Regions from separate parts of the Homo sapiens genome. Here all the other regions are linked to region 2. Evidence: read pairs that join two places in POLR2A ChIA-PET (ENCODE). Cell type or tissue: OCI-LY7. All regions are shown on one strand. Links, peaks and the distances in the headings refer to the core of each region. The heading gives the core; the rest is flanking DNA. Region 1 holds the start of DUSP11 (dual specificity phosphatase 11). Region 2 overlaps SLC4A5 (solute carrier family 4 member 5). Region 3 overlaps ALMS1 (ALMS1 centrosome and basal body associated protein).

What was found. Peaks named below come from ENCODE experiments on the same cell type or tissue, not always from the same donor. Only the 100,000 strongest peaks of a DNase experiment are listed, where the experiment ranks them.
Region 1: POLR2A ChIA-PET joins it to region 2 with 8 read pairs; 1 of 35 experiments calls an interaction of 5 or more read pairs at or near these places.
Region 3: POLR2A ChIA-PET joins it to region 2 with 5 read pairs; 1 of 35 experiments calls an interaction of 5 or more read pairs at or near these places.

The regions. Positions count from the first base shown.
Region 1 is chr2:73,776,024-73,784,455 of GRCh38, reverse strand. It overlaps DUSP11 (dual specificity phosphatase 11), which reads left to right and starts at 4,353. Exons shown (of 9, transcript NM_003584.3): 1 at 4,353-4,582; 2 at 6,080-6,155. The coding sequence starts at 4,482. It overlaps C2orf78 (chromosome 2 open reading frame 78), which reads right to left and starts at 273. Exons shown (of 3, transcript NM_001080474.3): 1 at 50-273. The coding sequence starts at 146. RefSeq lists enhancers at 4,382-4,451, 4,532-4,581, 4,712-4,861. In OCI-LY7, for the core only: a CTCF peak has its summit at 4,248; a DNase peak (open chromatin) is centred at 4,305; H3K4me3 peaks cover 1,942 bases; H3K27ac peaks cover 737 bases.
Region 2 is chr2:74,295,504-74,300,503 of GRCh38, reverse strand. The region is part of intron 7 of SLC4A5 (solute carrier family 4 member 5); the gene reads left to right. Among named protein-coding and RNA genes, the nearest start is that of SLC4A5, 45 kb to the left of the region's middle. In OCI-LY7, for the core only: no CTCF peak of the experiment used is centred there; a DNase peak (open chromatin) is centred at 2,923; H3K27ac peaks cover 1,340 bases.
Region 3 is chr2:73,449,626-73,457,792 of GRCh38, reverse strand. ALMS1 (ALMS1 centrosome and basal body associated protein) reads right to left here. Exons shown (of 23, transcript NM_001378454.1): 8 at 3,726-8,167; 9 at 2,498-2,631. ALMS1-IT1 (ALMS1 intronic transcript 1) reads right to left here and starts at 690. Exons shown (of 2, transcript NR_046762.1): 1 at 467-690. In OCI-LY7, for the core only: no CTCF peak of the experiment used is centred there; a DNase peak (open chromatin) is centred at 6,042.

The DNA of each region.
Region 1 (8,432 bases), core at 1,760-6,759, 520 kb after region 2:
GTGGCAAAGAAATCTCATGAAAACCTTTTTAAAAAGTTTCTCTCTTTACCTGACATGGTCAGAGAAGAAGAAACATCAACTGCAGATAGAAGGGAAGAAGAGACGATACTAGCGGATGTCTGGGTGGCTGAAGCCAACCAGTGCATGTGTCCAGTATGAAGGCCACTGGTCACTGGTTACTGGTCACTGGCCCCTTGTGATGATACAAATTTACAGGCCACGCCCAGGAAACCCCAAGATGCTACCAGGTGGTGGTCGGTTTGGTGGGAGAATGATGTCACAAAGCAGGCAGTTTAAAGGTCTGCGATAGCCAATAGGGAGGTCAGATTCCCCACAAGACAGGATTGGCTGGCAGAGGTGGTAGGAAAGGTGTAACAGCACTAAGTGGCTGAGCTCTGGGGAGGTGAAATCTGCAAGACAGACATGATAGTCCCACTTTCCCCCAGGCTCTCATGTTAGGGAGATCATCTCAATGTTTCTCATAAATGTTCACTAATATAATTAACTAACATTTATATTTTATATGTTACATTTCATAATATGTAATAGTATGCATTTATAATTATATAGTACATACACAATATCCTTGGGGAGAAAGGAAAGGGATGTTTAAGTTGAGCAATTACAGTTGTTCTAAAACTATTTCAGTGAATCTGATTAATGAATTTACTGCTGCTTTTTAATTTTATTGTATTTTTTGTGAGATGGAGTCTGGCTCTGTCGCCCAGGCTGGAGTGCAGTGGCGTGACCTCGGCTCACTGCAAGCTCCACCTCCCAGGTTCATGCCATTCTCCTGACTCAGCCTCCTGAGTCCTGCCACTTCGCCTGGCTAATTTTTTGTATTTTTGGTAGAGACGGGGTTTCACCCTGTTAGCCAGGATGATCTCGATCACCTGACCTCGTGATCGGTCTTCCCCTGCCTCCCAAAGTGCTGGGATTACAGGCGGGAGCCACGGCGCCCGGCCCTGCTGCCGCTTTTAAGGGCCAAAGAAGGGATTAAAGAGCCTTCTTTTGTAACTTGGTTGAACGGCAAAGTTCGTTGACTGCCCATTGTAGGAAAGGATGTGGTCCAAGGCTCTTCTCTTTTAGTTTCTTCTCCTTGAATCCTACCTTCTTTGGGCTGGGCCAGGTTGGACTTGGATCTCTCTTCTGCTCTCCTTTTTTTAACCCCTTGATTTTAGGCATCGTTTCTGGGCCAAGCCTTGATCTTGCATTTTTACATTTGTGGATATTCCTTCTTGTCAACTTCCAGAGCAGGAGTCTTCTTTTCAGTGTCCGGATGTTTGGAATACGGACTCTGCTTATGAGAAGCAAACACCAGAGAGGTAGAAGACAAGGCTGACTGCAGACCTTCCCTCTTCTAGCCTTTGGTCACATTTCTTTTGCCCATGGTTTGCTACCTCTGGCTCCTTGGGCCACACAGACACCCTGCCATCCTGCTCTTTTATACGTGAGAAGCATTCAGGATACTTTCTTTCTTCTCACATAAGGGGATCCAGTATGGCAGTTACTTTTAGCCTCCTCTCTCTTGCAAACAGCCACTATAGAATCTTGGGCCTTTGGGATATCCTGTCAGCCATGCTTGGGTGCAAGGGCTAGGCAAAATGAAGAATTTAAGCATTTAGTGGAGAATAGGAAACAGGCAAGTTGAGGGTACAGGGAAAAAGAGATTTGTGTGGATTTTTTGGTTTATGTGACAAACAATTCGACACACTTATTTTGTATTAATAGAACATAGAATTTAATATTTTTTATGTAGCTAGTCCAGAACTTCCATTACTTCTGTACACTGAAGAAAATAATCATAATATTCTTTTTCCATTATGTTTTATGTCATATTACCTCATTTATGTTATTCATTAGTATGTCTGGTTACTTTCTAGGAACCCTATTCCGCCTAGGTCTGGATTTTCTTGTGTCAACTATAACTGAGTTTGTTCTCACCCCAATGTTGTGTCTTTTAGCAAATTGAAAGTGTAAGCCCAATACAGCTTTTCTAGCTTCTGAAAGATTTATGTCACGTTTTGTATCTTGTCATGTCTATAGACATTTGTAACATTTGTAGTTTTGGGCTACTATACACCTATTGGAATTTTTCATGCATTTCAGAAAAACATTGTATTATTTATTTATTTATTTCGTGATACAGAGTCTCGCTCTGTTGCCCAGGCTGGAGTGCAATGGCACAATCTTGGCTCACTGCAACCTCCGCCTCCCATGTTCAAGCCATTCTCCTGCCTCAGCCTCCCAAGTACCCTGGACTACAGGTATGAGCCACCACGCCCAGCTAATTTCTGTATTTTTAGTAGAGATAGGATTTTACCATGTTGGCCAGGTTGATCTCTAACTCCTGACCTCAAGTGACCTGCCCGCCTCGGCCTCCCAAAGTGCTGGAATTACAGGCATGAGCCACCATGCCCGGCCACAATATTTTACAATTTAATGTCAAATTTGAATGTGGGCTGGGCGCAGGGGCTCACGCCTGTCATCCCAGCACTTTGGGAGGCCGAAGAGAGCAGATGACTTGAGGTCAGGAGTTCAAGACCAGCCTGGCCAACTTGGTGAAACCTTGTCTTTACTAAAAATACAAAAATTAGCCGGGCATGGTGGCACACGCCTGTAGTCGCAGCTACTCAAGAGGCTGAGGCAGGAGAATTGCTTGAACCCAGGAGGCAGAGGTTGCAGTGAGCTGAGATCGCGCCACTGCACTCTAGCCTGGGTGACAGAGAGAGACTCCATCTCAACAACAACAACAACAAATAATTAAATGTTCCTAATTGTAGGTTTGTTATGTTCTGCTATCCTGTCTTTTTCTTTTTCCAATGAACAATTTATGAATATTGACACATTTTTAATGATGTGGAAATTTTCAGAATTGTAAATGTTTATGTATTTAAAACTGGTTGGAAAAGTACTGTCTCAAAAATGTTAATAAAGCTAGCAGTCTAGCTTTATTAATATTCATTTATTCAATAGCTCTGACCTTTCTTATCCTTGGTTTACCCAGCTCTGAAATGGTTGCAAAGATTACTAAAAATATATGTAAGTTACTTTCATAAATTAGAAACTAAGAAGTAAAAATTACTTTCAAAAATCTGCCATTGGCCAGGTGCGGTGGCTCAAGCCTGTAATCCCAGCACTTTCGGAGGTCGAGGAGTGCTGATCATGAGGTCAAGACATCGAGACCATCCTGGCCAACATGGAGAAACCCTGTCTCTACTAAAATACAAAAAATTGGCTGGGAGTCGTGGCATGCACCTGTAGTCCCAGCTACTCAGGAGGTTGAGGCAGGGAGAATTGCTTGAACCCGGGAGGCGGAGGTTGCAGTGAGCTGAGATGGCACCACTGCACTCCAGCCTGGTGGCAGAGTGAGACTGGGTCTCAAAAAAAAAAAAAAAAAGTCTGCAATCATAATTACTTACAGTTTAATCTGGAATTTAGTACTCTATTCTATTTTCAAAGCTGCTATAGGGTATGCTGTCCTTTGTAGTTCCACTTTTAGCAGAATTGAACGTTTTTCTAACGGGTACAGATCTTTATGCTTGAGACTGTGTGGAAACCTTGGACTTGAGCTCCACTCTCAGTTATTTTTTGTATTTGCTAAAACTTAAATACATTCTGTCCACCTCTAGCATGATACCTGGTATGTGATAGGAACCCAATAAAAGTTTGGCTTTGATGGGAGTGTATGTTTCTACATTATTTTTGGAGGGTAATTAGGTAGTATCTTTCCAAATTTTAAGTTTGTATGTGTTTCATTCCAGACATTCTACTTCTAGGAATTTAGATATAGTTGTATATATGTATAAGGATGTTCACATTGCAGCATTGTCTGTAACAAGATTTGAAAAGAACCTGAAAACAACTAAAGGTCCATTAATATTGAACTGGCTAAATACGTTATGGTACTTTTAATTATGTTACTCATAAGCAAGTAAATTGCCTATAGCCATTAAAAATAGAATCTATGTATGCATAAATTGACTGGGATAATCAGTGTTTAAGGTATACTGTAGAATATGTACAGTTACTCCTTTTGTATAAAAATAGAGGATATACATATATGTGAAAGTAAATATGTATACAAAATATGCAAAATGTGAATGTAAGCGCTGGTAAATATCTAGAAGAACACACAAGGAACCGGGGCGTGGGGCGGATCGGGCAGAGGGACTTCCCTGTGCCTCACTGTTTGAATTCTGAAGGGTGCATACACGCCCTTATTGACCTGTGCTACTGGCCTCTGGCTAAAGAGGGCGCTGTAGCCACCAAAGTCCTGTTTACAGATCAGGAGTCTCAGTAAGCCAGCGTGGCTACGCCATCACGACCGGCGGTGGCACATGCGCAATAGCGAGACGCTGGAGCGCGGCGTAGGTGGCTGCCGAGTCTTTTCCTGTTTAGGGTCTTATCCTGGCATTGAGGGCGCCGGACTGGCGCTTTTGGCCGACTTGGCATTGGGTGGGCGGCTTCTTGGGACCCACATGAGCCAGTGGCATCATCCCCGCAGTGGCTGGGGCCGGAGACGCGACTTTTCAGGACGCTCCTCAGCCAAGAAGAAGGGCGGAAACCACATCCCCGAAAGGTAGTATGTCTTGGTCCCTTGGCGTGGCCTTTCCAGCTCGTGGCTTCTGGGTCTGGGCTTCATCGTTTGTGGTCTCTGCCTCTCGCCGTTGCCATCGCAAGCTTGACTTGTCCGCCGCTTGCTTTGAGGCTTTGACCCTCTGCGCCACCCGCTGTAGCTGAAAGGGGCGATGTCTGTGATGTCCTGTGATTTCTCCATATTCTTGTAAAAGGGAGGTTCTGGCCATTGCTCTTAGGTAAAATACGGAAGGATTGCTTTAAGGTGGGACTGTTACTGTTGGGGACACTCCTTAATTCCCAAAATGGAACCTCCTCAATTCCTTGTTACGTTGGCACGGAAAGTGTAATGGTTTGAGTTAGGAACCCAGCAGTAGTAGCGCCCTGAGATCTCACATGGAAAGTTGGTTTGTATTGTTTCCAGAAATCACAAAGAGCATACTTTGTTACTTCCTAACAGGCCTCATTTGAAAGATAACTCCTTTATACGTACAAATGATTAATTTTGAGACTTTGCACGTAGGTGCATTGAACTGTTTTTACTCCTTGAGACCATCCTCCACCATCTCATACCTCAATAAATCCTCTTCATTTTATCTACTATCTTTTGACTGTCACTTTCTGTCAGTACCCTAATACAGGTCTTGCCTGACTTATTGCAGTGGGGTTCTAATTAGTGAATCTCCTGTTTGTTTTCTTCCAATCCGTTTTTTTGTTTTTGTTTTTGGGATGGATTTTTGCTCTTCTCCGCCAGGCTGGAGTGCAATGGTCCAATCTCGGCTCACTGCAACCTCCGCCTCCCGGATTCAAGCGATTCTCCTCCCTCAGCCGCCCAAGTTGCTGGGATTACAGGCGCCCGCCACCACACCCGGCTAATTTTTTTTGTATTTTTAGTAGAGATGGGGTTTCACCATGTGGGTCAGGCTGGTCTCGAACTCCTGACCTCAGGTGATCCACCTGCCTCAGCCTCCCAAATTGCCGGGATTAACAGACGTGAGCCACCGCGCCCGGCCAGTTCCTAGCATTATTAAGTGAAGTTCACAGTCCCTCTTCTAGCAGGTTTTCTCTTAAAATATGAACTTGAAGTTTCCTACTAATTGAACTTTATGGCATCAGTCGTATGAAAACTAAAAGCGTGAAGTGAAATAATTGAATTTAAATTATTTCAGTGAATATGTTTGTATTAATGGCACTTTAGTATCTGGTACTGGGCCAAGTTTAACAGGGATACAGAAGTTCTGGGTATCTCCGGTTTTATATAGGCCTTATTTGAGTTGTACTGTTGTGTTGGCTTGTGTTCGTTTTTATGATGGGGAAACAGGAGAGAAGGACGGTATAGGTCGTTACTTGGTGGGGTTTAATAAGTGGAGTGGCGAAATGCAAAGCAGAGAGGAGAGAGGACATGTTGTGCGGGCTATGATTCCCATTTTCAAAAAGTCTTATTTTGTGCAAGGAAACAAGGCTAACATACAATTTGGCTAACAAAAAATATATCTAATAGGTGGAAAGACTATCTCCCAGTTGGACAGCGGATGCCTGGGACTCGTTTCATTGCTTTCAAAGTTCCTTTGCAAAAGGTAAGCAAAAGTTAATTCAGTATTCTTTCAGGCATCTGAGTTCACCATGCAGAACACTGCTCTCCACTCTATCACATTCCATTTTCTCTTTTTATAGCAAATACTTTGTAATGACCCCTTTACTATCCTGAAATGAAGTTCATAGGTACATACAACCTACTTCATATTTTAAACAAAAATACCAATTAACACCCTAACTATAATATAAAAAATAAAATAAAAGTAATTTATAATAAAATAATATTTATTTCAATATATAAATGTTTGGACATGACTACATTAAAAGACATAGAGTAATAGTTGCCTGCGCCATGAATTCAAGAATTACAAATGTAGACTGATCTAGGTGGGTTGTATTGCTTTAGTGGTAGGAGTTTCTGTAATAGATTTCCAAATATAACAAAGTATAATCTTCATTTGGTTGATAAGGTGATTATTATCCTGGAAAATTCAATATATATTAGTATTGTACAAAAAATACTTTGTGTTTATTTGTGAAATGGAGTTAGGTTCTGAGGCCAAGCTAAATATGAACAGCTTTTTATCTATATTAATCTTGAATAGGACATCCAAAAGCCATTCAGGATGTGGGACACATTTGTAGGACTGTCCTGAATTTGGCAAGTTGTTTAGAATTTGTAACCCTTACCCACTGAATGCCAGTGGGACTCCTTTCCTTCCATGGTCACAATCAGAAATATCCCCCGGATCATCAAGGTCAGGATTTCAGTGGGGAAAATCTGAAGATTGTATTTTTGTTTAAACTAGGAAAGGAATAGGAGGGATAGGAGGGGAAAGCTTTTGACAGCCATAAAAAAGATGAGAAGGTGAAGACAAATAATTGTTTTCTAGATTCCATGTCTTTCTTATTAGACTTCCCCAGCATAGCTCAGATTAGTATCAGGAGAAGCCTACTTGAAACGTTTTGGGAATTTACTTAATTTGTGACTTATAGATCAGATTTCCTTTTTCAACTGCTGTGTCAGCTTCTCTGCATGTCTGGGCTTAAAAATGAGTCATTTCAGGCCAGGCCTGTTGGATCATGTTTGTAATCCAGTACTTTGGGAGGCAAGGTGGGTGTATCGCTTGAGTCCAGGAGTTTTAGACCAGCCTGGGCAACACTGAAACCGTGTCTCTACAAAAAATACAAAAATTAACCAGGCGCGGTGGCGTGTGCTTGTAGTCTCAGCTGCTCAGGAGGCTGAAGTGGGAGGATCGATTGAACCCAGGAGGTCAAGGCTGCAGTGAGCCATGATCATGCCACTGTACTCCAGCCTGGGCAACAGAGCAAGACCCTGTCTCCAAAAAGAAGGTGTTGGAGACACAGGGAATTTTTAGGGAAGTGAAACTATTCTGTGTGATACTCTAAGGGTGGATACATGTTATATATTGATCAAAACCTATAAAAGGGCTTCACGTATATTAACACATTTCACAACAATCCTGTGCTGATGAAGTAGCAGTAGTACTAATATCTCTTACTGAGTGCTTATTCTGCACTAAGCTCAGAGAATAGATGGTTACATCTAATAAATAATTTTGTAGATAATCAAACAGGCTCAGAAAAGGAAGAATCAAAACTTGAACTTAGTTCTTTCTCTCATTTTTTTTGTGGCAAAATATATATAACATAATATGTACATACAATGCATAACATAGAATGAATCACGCATACCTAACCTCTAGACTTTGGTGATAACGATGTGTCAGAGTTGGTTCTTCATTTGTAACAAATGGACCACACTGGTATGGAATGTGGATAGTGGGGGAGTCTGGGTGGGTTGGGGAAGGCAAAGTACATGTGGGAACTATCTGTCCTTTTGGCTCAGTTTTGCTGTGAACCTAAAACTGCTCTGAAAACTAGTCTATTTTTTTTTTTTTTTTTTTGAGATGGTGTCTCGCTTGTCGCCCAGGCTGGAGTGCAGTGGTGTGATCTTGGTTCACTGCAAGCTCTGCCTCCTGGGTTCACGCCATTCTCCTGCCTCTGCCTCCTGAGTAGCTGGAACTACCGGCGCCTGCCACCACGCCTGGCTAATTTTTTTGTGTTTTTAGTAGAGATGGGGTTTCACCGTGTTAGCCAGGATGGTCTCGATCTCCTGACCTCGTGATCCTCCTGCCTCGGCCTCCCAAAGTGCTGGGATTACAGGCTTGAGCCACCGCACCCAGCCAAACTAGTCTATTTTTTAAAAAGTACATTGCTGGCACCTGAGTAGCCAGACAGATTGAAGGAACAGAGCATAAAGTTCAAAAATAAGCCACATACATAAAAGAATATTC
Region 2 (5,000 bases), core at 1-5,000:
CATACATTTCTCTTTTCTAGCTTTATTGAAGTATAATTGACAAAATTATACATGTTTAAGGTATAAAACATGATTTGATATACATACACATTGTGAGATGATTACCACAATCAAATTGGTTAACACCTTCATCACCACTCATAGTTACCTTTGTGCGAGTGTATGGTAAGAACACTTAAGATCTCTCTAAGCAAATTTCAAGTATGCAATACAGTATTATTAACTATAGTCACCATGCAGTACATTAGATCCCTGGAATATTTTTATCTTTGACCAACATCTCCCCATCTTCCACATCCGACCCCTGGTAAACACTGTTCTGCCCTCTGTTTCTATGAGTTCAACTTTTTCAGATTCCACATATAAATGAGAACATGCAATAGTTCTGGCTTATTTCACTTAGCGTCATGCCCTCCCGGTTCTTCCATGTTGAAACAAATGGCAGAATTTCCTTCTTTTTTATGGCTGAATAATATTCCATTGTATATATTTGTATATGCCACATTTTCTTTATCCCTTCATCTGTCAGTGGACATGCAGGTTGTTTCTGTTTTGGCTATTGTGAATAATGCTGCAGTGAACATGGGCACGTGGGTATCTTTTCAAGATACTGATTTGGCTTCCTTTGGGTGTATACCCAGAGATGGGGTTGTTGGATCATATACTAGTTCTACTTTTATGTTTTGAGGAACTTCCATATTATTTTCCATAATGGCTGTACCAATTTACATTCCCACCAACAGTGCACAAGTGTTCCCTTTTCTCCACTTTCTTGCCCATACTAGTTATCTTTTGCTTTTTGTAGCCATTCTAACAGGTATGGGGTGACATCTCACTATGGTTTTGGTTTTAATTTGCATTTCCCTGATGATTAGTGATGGTGAGCACTTTTTCATATACCTATTGGCTATTTCTTTGTTGTATTAGTCCATTCTCACGCTGCTAACAAAGACATAACTGAGACTGGGTAATTTATAAAGAAAAAGAGGCTTGATGGACTCACAGTTCCACATGGTTGGGGAGGGCTCACAATCACGGCAGAAGGTGAAGGAGGAGCAAAGGCATGTTTTACATGGCAGCACGCAAGAGAGAATGTGCAGGGGAACTGCTCTTTATAAAACCATCAGGTCTCATGAAATTTATTTATTTATTGAGATGGAGTTTCGCTCTTATTGCCCAGGATGGAGTGCAATGGCGCAATCTCAGCTCACCGCAACCTCTGCCTCCCGGGTTCAAGCAATTCTCCTGTCTCAGCCTCCCGAGTATCTGGGATTACATGCATGCACCACCACACCCAGCTAATTTTTGTGTTTTTAGTAGAGATGGGGTTTCTCCATGTTGGTCAGGCTGGTCTTGAACTCCCAGCCTCAGGTGATCTGCCTTCCTCGGCCTCCCAAAGTGCTGGGATTACAGGCATGAGCCACTGCGCCTGGCGAGATTTATTCACTATCATGAGAACATGGGAAAAACCCACCCTCATGATTAAATTACCTGCCACCAGGTCCCTCCCATGACACATGGGGATTATAGGAGCTACAATTCAAGATGAGATTTGGGTGGTGACACAGCCAAACCATATCATATGTCTTCTTTAGAAAAACATCTATTCAGATCCTTGGCCTTTTTTTAAGGGTCTCACTGTGTTGCCCAGGCTGGACTTGAACTCCTGGTATCAAGCTATCCTCTTGCCTCAGCTTCCTGAGGCACTGGGACAACAGGCACATGCCACTGTATCTGGCTTCCTTTGCCCATTTAAAAATAGGATTTTTTTCTTTTTGCTATTGAGTTGTATGAGTTCCTTATATATTTTGGGTATGAAGCCCTTATCAGATATATGGCTTGCAAATCTTTTCTCCCATTCTGTGGGTTGCCTTTTCATTTTGTTGATTGTTTCCTTTGCCATGCAGAAGCCTTTTCATATGATATTGTTGCACTAGTTTATTTTTGCTTTTGTTACCTGTGCTTTTGGTGCCATATCCAAAAGAAATCACTGCCAAGACCAATGTTAAACAACTTTTCTCCTGTTTTCCTTTAGCACTTTTATGTTTTGAGGTCTTACATTTAAGCCTTTAATCCATTTCAAGTTAATTTTTTGTCAGTGGCATAAGATGGGGTCCAATTTTATTCTTCTGCACGTGGATATCCAGTCTTCTCAACACCATTTATTGGAGAGACTAATCTTTTCACCTTGTGTATTCTTACCACTCTTGTCAGATACTAGTTGACCATGTATGTGTGCATGTTTCTGTGCTTTCTATTATATTCCCTTGGTCCACGTGCCTGTCTTAATGCCAGTACCATACTGTTTAGATTACTATAGCTTTGTAATATAGCTTGAAATCTGGAATTACATCTTCTCAATTAATCCTCACACCAACAGTAAAAGGGAGATATTATTATCCCCATCTTCAGATTGTGAAACTAAGATTCAAAGAGATGTAGCATAATGCAGATGTTAATCAGTGAATGTGGGAAATAAAAACAGATCTATTGACTCCAAAGACTGTGCTTGCCCTTTCACTACATTGCTTTCCTTTATAAGATGTCATTGGTCAGTCACCATATTGGACCCTGGCTGATAATGATGTCCTTTCAAGTAGCCAAATTGCCTCATGTTGAAAGGAATAGATAGGTAGGAAATAATAGGCCATAGCAGTTGGTTTATTTATTTTCTCTCTCTCCCTCCTTACCACACCTTCCCCCAATGTGAATATATTAATAATTTAGGAAGTCAATACTTAGTAGCCAATCAATTTTGACTGAAGCAGAACTCATATGATGAATAGAATCATCAAGCTGTGGTGAAAGTCAGTAGGAGCCAGGGTTTCTACCCTGGGGGGAAAAAATGTGTTTTCTGGCTGTGAAAACCTCTTGAGAGGCCATTAGGAGAAAGAGGATTAGAAGCAGCTTTAGAAATGTGGTTGCACTTCCACTTTTCTAGGCTGCTAATAAGAACTGGAGCCAGTTTAAGAGAAACAAGGTCAGTCAAGCCCAACTGGGGTGTGTAGACCCTGGAGTCTCAGTATTCTCATCTGGAGAGTGAAAGATTGTTGCAGGGTGGCCAATTGTTTCAGTCTGCCCAGGACTGAGACTTGTCCCAGGATGAGGGAGGAAGGACTTTCAGTGCTAAAACCAGATCGGTCCTAGGCAAACTGCATGGTTGTTCATGCCAGATTGCTACGAGTTGTTAAATGAGAGATAAATAGATATTAGATACCTCACATGGTGCATGGTGCATGGTAGGCACTTAACATATAGTTGGTTCACTTTATACACATTAACCCAATTTAAGAGCACCACGCCCAAATCTTTTTCCTCTAAAGTGGGCATTTGTTTGATTTGGCTGCCCTCGTTGGTACTGAGAAGCTTATGAGATCCTTCTGATGGAAGGAGTGTGAAAAATATTCAAGCCTTCATCTATTTGCCAGGTATTGAGCAGCGCTGGGATCACCAAAAGATCAAAATTACCCTAAGATGAGAAGTAAAGGAGAGAAAGGCTTTCTATTAAGACACTGGAACCTCACAAGGTTCCAAAGCCTTAGGACCAAAGACATGTTTCATGTTGTCTTTCTTTTCTGATAAGAAAGGAGCCAAGGGTTAGGATAGAAAATAAGTTTATCTCTAAAACATCTCCTGCACTAAGGAGTCCCTGAGGCAGGCCACGTTTCAAACATGGGAGCAAAGACAACTGGCTTTCTTTTTTTTTTTTTTTTTTTTGAGACAGAGTCTTGCTCCGTCACCCAAGCTGGAGGGCAGTGGCACGATCTCGGCTCACTACAACCTCCGCTCCAGGTTCAAGCAATTCTCCTGCCTCAGCCTCCTGAGTAGCTGGGATTACAGGCATGTGCCACCACACCTAGCTAATTTTTTTTTTTTTTTTTTTTTTTGTATTTTTAGTAGAGACGGGTTTCACCATGTTGGCCAGGCTGGTTTCAAACTCCTGACCTCAAGTGACTCAAGTGATCCACCTGCCTCGGCCTCCCAAAGTGCTAGGATTACAGACGTGAGCCACAGTGCCTGGCCGACAATTGGCTTTCTTTTAGGGTTTGAAACTTTAAAATTGGGGTGGCTTCCTCACCTTTGTCTACTTAATTTGGATCTTGAAGGAAGTGGTGAAGAGGGGAGAAGTGAGAAAAGAGAAAAGGAGGAAGAAAAAGGAGAAAGGATAAAGATCATTCTAGACCTTTTATGCTCCCCCCAACCCTGGGGCTGGGGAAGGAAGACAAATTAAAATTACCTCAAGGAAGTCTGTTTCTACACCACTCTCTTCTTGCCCTTTAACACCTTAAAACCAAGATCGCCCCGAATTTTCAACATATACTGCATTCCCTCCCTAGCCAAGAGGGCTGTTCTCCTAAAAAACAAAAACAAAACTCAAGCAAAAAACCCTACCAGGAGAGAATCTTGAGTTAGTGACCTTAAGACCTTAAGGGGAAATGGGTTGAGAGCCTGAATTTGCAAGTGAACCAATGAAAATCCTAATATAAAGTTTTTATAACCTTATTCGATGTGGTTAACTAAAATAGACTCCAGCCTCCTCGCCACATTCTAGAATAGGCCCACACCTTTGCTTAAATGTCTGTGAATTTCCAAAGGCTTCTAGTCTCAGCGTTGCCCTGGCTCCAAGTCCCTGCTTGGTGGACTCAGTCTCACAGTGCTTCACCTTTGGCATCTGTTCTCTGCTTTCACCTCCAGGAAAGCCCAGGTATGGAGTTCTGCCCTGCTGTGGTTTCCTCAAAATTGGTCGTTTAAGGCACATAGGTGAGCAGCAGGCTTTGTTGAAGGTTCAGAACCATGGAGGGGGTTTACTTTGTAGAGATACTCAATTTTTTCTTTTTCTTTTTTGTTTTGTTTTGTGTTTTTTGTTTTTGAGAAGGAGTCTCCCTCTATTGCCCAGGCTGGAGTGCAGTGGTATGATCTCTGCTCACTGCAACCTCTGCCTCCCAGATTCAAGCAATTCTCTTGCCTCTGCCTCCCGAGTAGCTGGGACTACAGGCACC
Region 3 (8,167 bases), core at 3,168-8,167, 850 kb after region 2:
CCAAAGTGCTAGGATTACAGGCATGAGCCACCGCGCCCAGCCAAAAGTTTTAGACTTTTTATCCATAGCCCTTAGTAAACATTTTTATTGCTAATTTGGATAAAAATACTTATCAAATATATAAATGGCACAAAGCTGAAAGGGATATTTTAATAAAATAAATGATCAAATTTGATTAAAAATCATTCCAATAGGCTTGAACACTGATATAAAAGCAATAAAAAGAAATACAGGAGAGTTAAAAAGTATTACATAGGGCGAGGCGTAATGGCCTGTAATCCCAGCATTTTGGGAGGCCGAGGCAGGCGGATCACTTGAGGTCAGGAGTTCAAGACCAGCCTGGCCAACATAGTGAAACCCCATCTCTACTAAAAATACAAAGATCAGCTGGATGTGGTGTCATGCGCCACTCACACAGCTGTAATCCCAGCTACCCGGGAGGCTGAGGCAGGAGAATCACTTGAACCTGGGATGTAGAAGTTGCAGTGAGCCAAGATCATGCCACTGCAGTCCAGCCTGGGCAATAAAGTGAGACTCTGTCTCAAAAATAAGAAGATTTTTAAAAAAGTATTATATAGATACAAGAAATGAGAATAGGAATCTTGGCAGCAGTTCATGGTTTTTGTTTGGTTTGTTTTGCTTTGCTTTTTTCCTACAGCTTTAAGTTTTGAAAGCAGTACATGGTTTTTTTTAATGCCCAATTATGCTGTGACCATTAAAGATCTCACAGTACATTGACAGAAAGAGAATTACTGAATATACTTCATGCTGGTCAGATCAGAAGTGAAATTGTGTTTCATCTAATTCAGGACACCTTATTTTAAGAAAAACACAGACAAACCAGAGTCTACCCAAAGGAAGGCAACTTGCTTGCTGAGGGATCTGGAAATATGAACGCAAGAAAATAATTTTTAAAAATAGGGAAACACAGATCACTGAGAAAACTATGTAATTTTAAACAAATGATGCTAGGATAGTGCTCACTTTGGCAGCATATATACAAATGGTGCTAAGACAACCAATTGCCCATTTTATTATTCTTATTATTTTGTCAATTTTGTTTTTCACAAGCATATACGTAAAACCTAAAATCCAATCTAATTTGTACTTTTCAAACTTTTCCAAAATTGAGATAATCCAAATAAACTATATCACTGGAGAATAGTTTTCTAAGAAACTTTGTATGAATCAGGCCATGAAATCCTTGCATGATAGCTATATCAATTCTTTCAGGATTAATAATAGTAATAATAGCTGCCAGTTACTGAGTACTAACTAGACATCACACGTTCTACTAAGCATTTTATAGGCATTATCTCACATAATCCACACCAAAACCCTCTACGATAGGCATTATTATACCCTATTACTATGCAAAATAGCAGACAAAATGCCTTATCCACAGGAGAAAGAATAAATTATCATGTAATCACACACTGGAATACTGTACAGTAATAAGGAACAAATGAAAACTCTGCACATCTACATAGAAGCAGCTCAAAACCCTAACACTGTGTGAAACACCTAGTTCTCAAAAGAATATGTATCATATTGATTCCATCTTAGAGTTCAAAACCATACTGAAGAGAAGGAAAATCATTATATATCAAAATAAGAAATAAAAAAGATATGACTGGGAAAGGAGAAACAAAGAACTTCAACAGTATTTGGTAATGTTCTATTTCTCAAGCTCGATAGTAAATATATGGGAATTATTTTTACTTGCTGCTATTCTTTACATAAATGATTCATATATGCTCTTTTCTACATATGAAATAGTTAATAGAAGGAAAATATGTACTATTAAAATGAAAGCCATTTATACATAAGCTATTATAGCTGTGTACTCAAGTATTTAAAATAAACATTTGAAAATAGCTGGATTTCAAGATACCACTTTCAAGAGAAAATAAGGGTGACATTTAGTCTTCTCTGTTCTTAAAAAAAAAATTGATAAAACAAGCAAATCAGTTCTTATTTTTCTAAGAAGATAAATTTTTCAAAATATGAATTTGGAATCAATAAAAACAACATATCTAGACTGTAAGAATCTAATACTTATATCTTAACTTTTGAAAAATTAAGATGCCTGCCTAGGCACAGTGGCTCATGCCTGTAATCCCAGCATTTTGGGAGGCCAAGGCAAGAGGATCGCTTGAATCCAAGCGTTCAAGACCAGCCTGGGCAACGTAGAGACCCTGTCTCTGCCAAAAATTTAAAAATTAGCCGAGCAGGGCGGTACACACATGTGGTCCCAGCTACCTGAGAGGCTGAGGTGGGAGGATTCCTTGAGTCTAAGAGTTCAGGGCTGCAGTGACCTGTGATTGCACTGCTGCACTTCAGCCTGGGCAACAGAGCAAGACTGTCTCAAAAACAAAACCAAAAAAGGCTTTAGCCAAATATTATCAGCAACTCAACTGATGCCCAAGTAAGAGATCCTAATTCCATCACCCATTCTTTCATATTTACTTTCTTCATTTCCAGATTTCTTTTATACCTTGGACAAGTCAGTTGTTCTTCCATGACCAAATAACTCTGCCTTGATCTCTTCTACTTTCCTCCTGTCATCTTCATTTAATTCTGAAATGGAGTATCCACAATCATGTGCTAAATTGAACTTCATATTCCAGGCTGGAGAGAAAGCATACACTTGAGATAATACAATGCAAAAGTGATAATTTGTCAACAATTGCAACACAGAAGATCATCAATATATGCAATTTAATACCCACTGCAATGCTTAGTATGTCTTCTTCTCAATTATGACAACCTATTAGAAATTCTTGACAGAGATCCTTTCACTGCAAAGTCTGATTTTCTTAAGTCATGCTCTATAGATAATTCTACAAAAAAGCCACTTTAAATCGGGTAATCAATCATATTTATCTTAATCCTCCTTTTAATCATGAGTTTCTTTACCTCTCCCTTTAGTTCCTGCTACAATTACTCATAATTCCATGACAGCTGATATTTAAAAGTAATAAATACAACTTGGAGGTTTTTTTGTAGAATAAAAATGTGCAGGGAACAGCGTAGGAAGTTAACCTCAAGGGACGATTTCTAGGTAGGCCTAAATTGCTTTTAAATTGCCTCCCAAAATATATTCCCCATATTGTCTTACAGATTTTTGTTTTTAATGGAATTCTATTAGAAATTAATGAGATTTGTAAATATTCTCTTTTAAACCTCTAACCCAAGTTTTAGTATAAAATACATTGATTTTTTTTTCAAATGTCTGAGATCAACACCAAGAGTTCTATTAGAAAAGGGAAAGAGAAAATATATGTAGTTTTAGGACAAAAAGCAATTTAGAGCACAGCAAATTGGAGGCTCTTTCTGCCTTCAGAATAAGGATACTATAATGGGAGGATTAGAGAAACGTGATAGCTTTAGGAGCTCAGGAGCCCAAGCGACCTCTTTACTCTCTGTCATACATCAGAATCTACTTCTCCTAAGAACAAGAACGTAAACTCAGGCTGGTACTATTAATACTGTAACTTAACTACATTATTGGTTAAATAGGCTTTTTATGGATTGTTAGAAGAAATATAGTCATTCTAACAATTCTATTGGAAAATACATTTAGAACTCCAAATATCTAACTTCATTTTTTTTCTTGATCTTGCTTGTATTTTTCATTGGCTAAGCTTCCTCAAAACATAAATATCTAACTTTAAACACATTATTAAACTATAACGTTTATAAGCCTGAAACTTTCTTCTTACCATGTGCTCGTACCCGGCTTTCCTCTTCCTCTGCATTTCTGAGTATTTCTTTAGCATGATTCAGTGAGGATTCACATTGCAGAAGGTTTTTCACATGTGCAGCCAGTGAATCTACACTGCTACCACCACCATCCTCACTCTCTGACACACCCTCTTCCTCCCTGCTATCTGTTATACTTGTCTTGGGTGAAACATATGGAAAGAAGTTTAGAAGAACATCAGAAACTGATTCCAAAGACTCTGGTAAATTACTGTCCCACGAGCAGGAACCATTTCCATCACTGGCATCACTACTTGAATCACTTTTTATGACAGTCATCATAGGGATAATAATTTTATTCCCAATGGTTCCACTACACCCTTCAGGTTCAGACCTCATTACAGATTTGGCTGCTTGATATTGCCTAAGAGTTTCTTCTAATGCCATACTGACTTTGCTCTCTGCTTCCTGTAGAGGACTTCTAACTGTAGTTGAACTAATAAACTCCCAATTTTCAATGCCTCTCCGGCATTTCAAATTCGTCTGTGTGCCAATATCCTTCTGTATGCACCTGCTGCTTGGGCTTTCCTCTGTGAATGGCTGTCTGTGAAGCAAATCACCATTAGATACACCCGTGGAAGAGGGTTCTTTGAAGCAAACCACCTTCTTAGATTGTATAAATGAAATATCACTAATATCTCTGAAACGGGCAAGGGGAGCAGGAAAATTGCATCGTTTCAGTGCCATATTTTCTGCCTCCATCAAAAGTGTCCGAATTTCCTTAAGAGTTTTAGCACTATTTTCTGCATCCTGGATTTCTTCAGAGCCAACATCTCTAAAACCTGCAGATTCTGGTTTATTTATTACAACTCTGTCATCAGCCTGAGAATTTAAAAGCACATTATTTGAGCTAACACTGGAGTCAGAAGAATTCAAATTATCTATTAGCCTTTGGACATGTTCTGAAACAAGCTTGTGATTCTCACCATGTGAGTAAGTACCAGAGGGAACTGTTTGTAATCCGGTAATTTGATCAGCTTGCCCAAGAGCACTTGAGATCTTTAGAGCATCTTCAGTTAGATGTCTATCTGGCAAATCCTTTTGATAGAAAATATCTGGTTTCTCTCGATGTGAAAAGGAACTAGGAAGAGCTGTTGGTAATACTGTTTTCTGGCCAGCTGGTCCAGGAATTGTTGAAACCTTCAGCACATCTTCAGTTACATGACTACCTGGCAATTCCTGTGGACTGAAAATATTCGATTTCTCTCTGTGAAAATAAGAACTAGAGAGAGATACTGGTTTTCCAGTATTCACATCAGTTAGTTCAGGGACAGCTGAAATCTTTAGAATACCTTTACTTTGATCTCTATCTGGCAACTGCTGTTGAAATAAAATATTGGGCTTTACTGTTTGAGAATAGGAACTATGAAAAGCTGTCTGGGATGGAGTCTTCTGGTCATTTGGTCCAATCACAGTTGAAATCTTGGGCTTCTCTATTTGTGAGTAGGAACTAAGGGTAGCTGCTGGAAACTCAGTTTTCTGGTCATCTGGTATATGCACAGTTGAAATCTTGAGTTTCTCTTTATGTGAATGTGAGTAGGAACTAGACAGTCCTATTGGTATCCCAGTCTTCTGCTCTGCTGGTATAGAAACAGGTGAAACTTTCAGAGCCTCTTCTGTGAGATGACTGTCTGGCAACTCCTGTTGAGAGATAACACTGGGCTTCTCTCTACGTGAGTAGTAACTTAAAGGTACTGTTGGTATCTCAGTCTTCCGGTCACCTTGTCCAGGAACAACAAAAACATTTAAAGCTTCTTCAGTAACATCTGGCAACTCCTGCTGATGAAAAATACTGGCCTTCTCTCTATTTGAGTAGGAACTAGAGGATGCTATTTGTATCCCAGTCTTCTGGTCAGCAGGCCCAGGAACCCCTATTGCTTTCAAAGTTACTTCAGTAAGATCTGGCAACTCCTGCTCATAAGAAATGACAGAGTGCTCTCTCTGTGGGTAGGAATTAGAGGGCAGGATGTTTATTCCAGTCTTCTGGTCAGCTGGTCCAGGAACTCTTAAAATTTTCAAACCTGCTTCAGTAAAATGCGGCAACTCTCGCTGGTAGGAAACAATGGGCTTCTCTCTGTGTGAGTAGGAAGTAGAGGTTACTGTTGATACCCCAGTCTTCTGGTCAGCTGGTCCAGGAACATTTGAAACTTTCAGAGCCTCTTCAGTTAGATGACTATCTGGCAACTCTTGCTGGTAAGAAATATTAGGCTTCTCTGTATGTGAATAGAAAGAGGAAGTTACAGTAGATAACCCAGTCTTCTGGTCAGCTGGTTGAGGAACAGCTGAAACTTTCAGAGCTTCTTGAGTTAGCTCACTGTCTGGCAGGGCCTGTTGGTAGAAGACAATGGGCTTCTCTCTATATGAGTATAAACTAGAGGATACTGATGGTGTCTCAGTCTTCTGGGCATCTGGTCCAGGAACAGGTGGAACTTTCAGAGCTTCTTCAGGTAAATGACTGTCTGATAGGGTCTGCTGGTAGAAAATGACAGGCTTCCCCCTATTTGAGTAGCTAGTAGAATGTACTGGTAATGTCTCAGTCTTCTGGTCAGCTGGTCCAGGAGCAGCTGAAACTTTCACAACCTCTTTATTTAGAGGACTGTCTAGCAGAGCCTGCCGGTAGAAAGTAATGGGCTTCTCTCCAAGTGCACTGGAACCTAAAGGTCCTGCTGGTATGTCAGTCTTTTTTTCAGTAGGTCCAGAAACAATGGAAACTTTCAGAGCCTCTTCAGGTAGATGACCATCTGGAAAGGCCTGTTTGTAGTTAACAATCGGCTTCTCTCCAAATGAGTAGGAAGTAGAGGTTATGGTTGGTATGCCAGTTGTCTGGTCAGCTGGTCCAGGAGCAGAAGAAACTCTGAGAGCCTCTTCAGGTATTTGACTACCTAGCAATGCCAGTTGGTAGAAACTGCCAGACTTTGCTCTATGTTGTGAGTAGGAAGGAGAGGTTATAGTTGGTGCGCCAGTTGTCTGGCCAACTGGTCCAGGAGCAACTGAAACTTTCAGAGACTCTTCAGGTAGATGACCCTCTGGAAAGGCCTGTTTGTAGATAACAATGGGCTTCTCTCCAAATGAGCTGGAAGGGGAGGTTACAGTTGGTGTGCCAATCGTCTGGTCAACTGGTCCAGGAGCAACTGAAACTTCCAAAGCCTCTTCAGGTAGATGACTATGTGGCAAGACCTGTTGGTAGAAACTACCAGGCTTCTCTGTGTGTGAGTAGAAAGTAGAGGGTAAAGTTGGTATCCCAGTCTTCCGGTCACCTGGTCCAGGAACCGCTGAAACGTTCTTAGCCTCTTCAGTTAGATGACTACCTGGCAACGACTGTTGGTAGAAAATACTCGGCTTCTCTGTATGTTGTGAGTAAGAAGTAGAGGTTACAGTTGGTGTGCCAGTTGTCTGGTCAACTGGTTCAGAGGCAACTGAAATTTTCAGAGCCTCTTCAGTTGGATGACTATGTGGCAAGACCTGTTGGTAGAAAACACCAGGCTTCTCTGTGTGTGAGTAGAAAGTAGAGGGTAAAATTGGTATCACAGTCTTCTGGTCAGCTGGTCCAGGAACCGCTGAAACATTCTTAGCCTCTTCAGTTAGATGACTACTTGGCAACGACTGTTGGTAGAAAATGCTGGGCTTCTCTCTATATTGTGAGTAGGAAGTAGAGGTTACAGCTGGTGTGCCAGTTGTCTGGTCAACTGGTTCAGAGGCAACTGAAATTTTCAGAGCCTCTTCAGTTGGATGATTATCTGGCAAGACCTGTTGGTAGAAAATACCAGGCTTCTCTGTGTGTGAGTAAGAAGCAGAGGTTGGAGTTGGTGTCCCAGTCTTCTGGTCAGCTGGTCCAAGAACAGGTGAAACTTTCTGTGCCTCTTCAGGTATGTGACTACCTGGCAAGGTCTGTTGATAGAAAATACCAGGTTTCTCTCTTTGTGAGTAGAAGGTAGAAAGTACTCTTGGTATCCAAGTCTTCTGGTTACCTGGTCCAGTAACAGCTGAAACTTTCTGAGCCTCTTCAGGTATATGAGTACCTGGCAAGGCCTGCTGGTGGAAAATGCTGGGCTTTTCTCTATGTTGTGAGTAGGAAGTTGAGGTTACAGTTGGTGTGCCAGTCTTCTGGTCTGCTAGTCCAGGAGCTACTGAAATTTTCAGAGCCTCTTTAGGCAGATGACTCTCTGGCAAGGTCTGTTGGTAGAAAATACCAGGCTTCTCTCTTTGTGAGTAGAAAGTAGACGGTACTGCTGGTGTGTCAGTCATCTGGTCAGCTGGTCCAGGGAAGGCTGAAACTTTCAGACTCTCTTCAGGTAGATGACTGTCTGATAACACCTGTGGGTACAAAACACTAGGCTTCTCCCTCTGTGGGTAAGAACTAGACTGTACTGCTGGTATCTCAGTCTTCTGGTCAGCTGGTCCA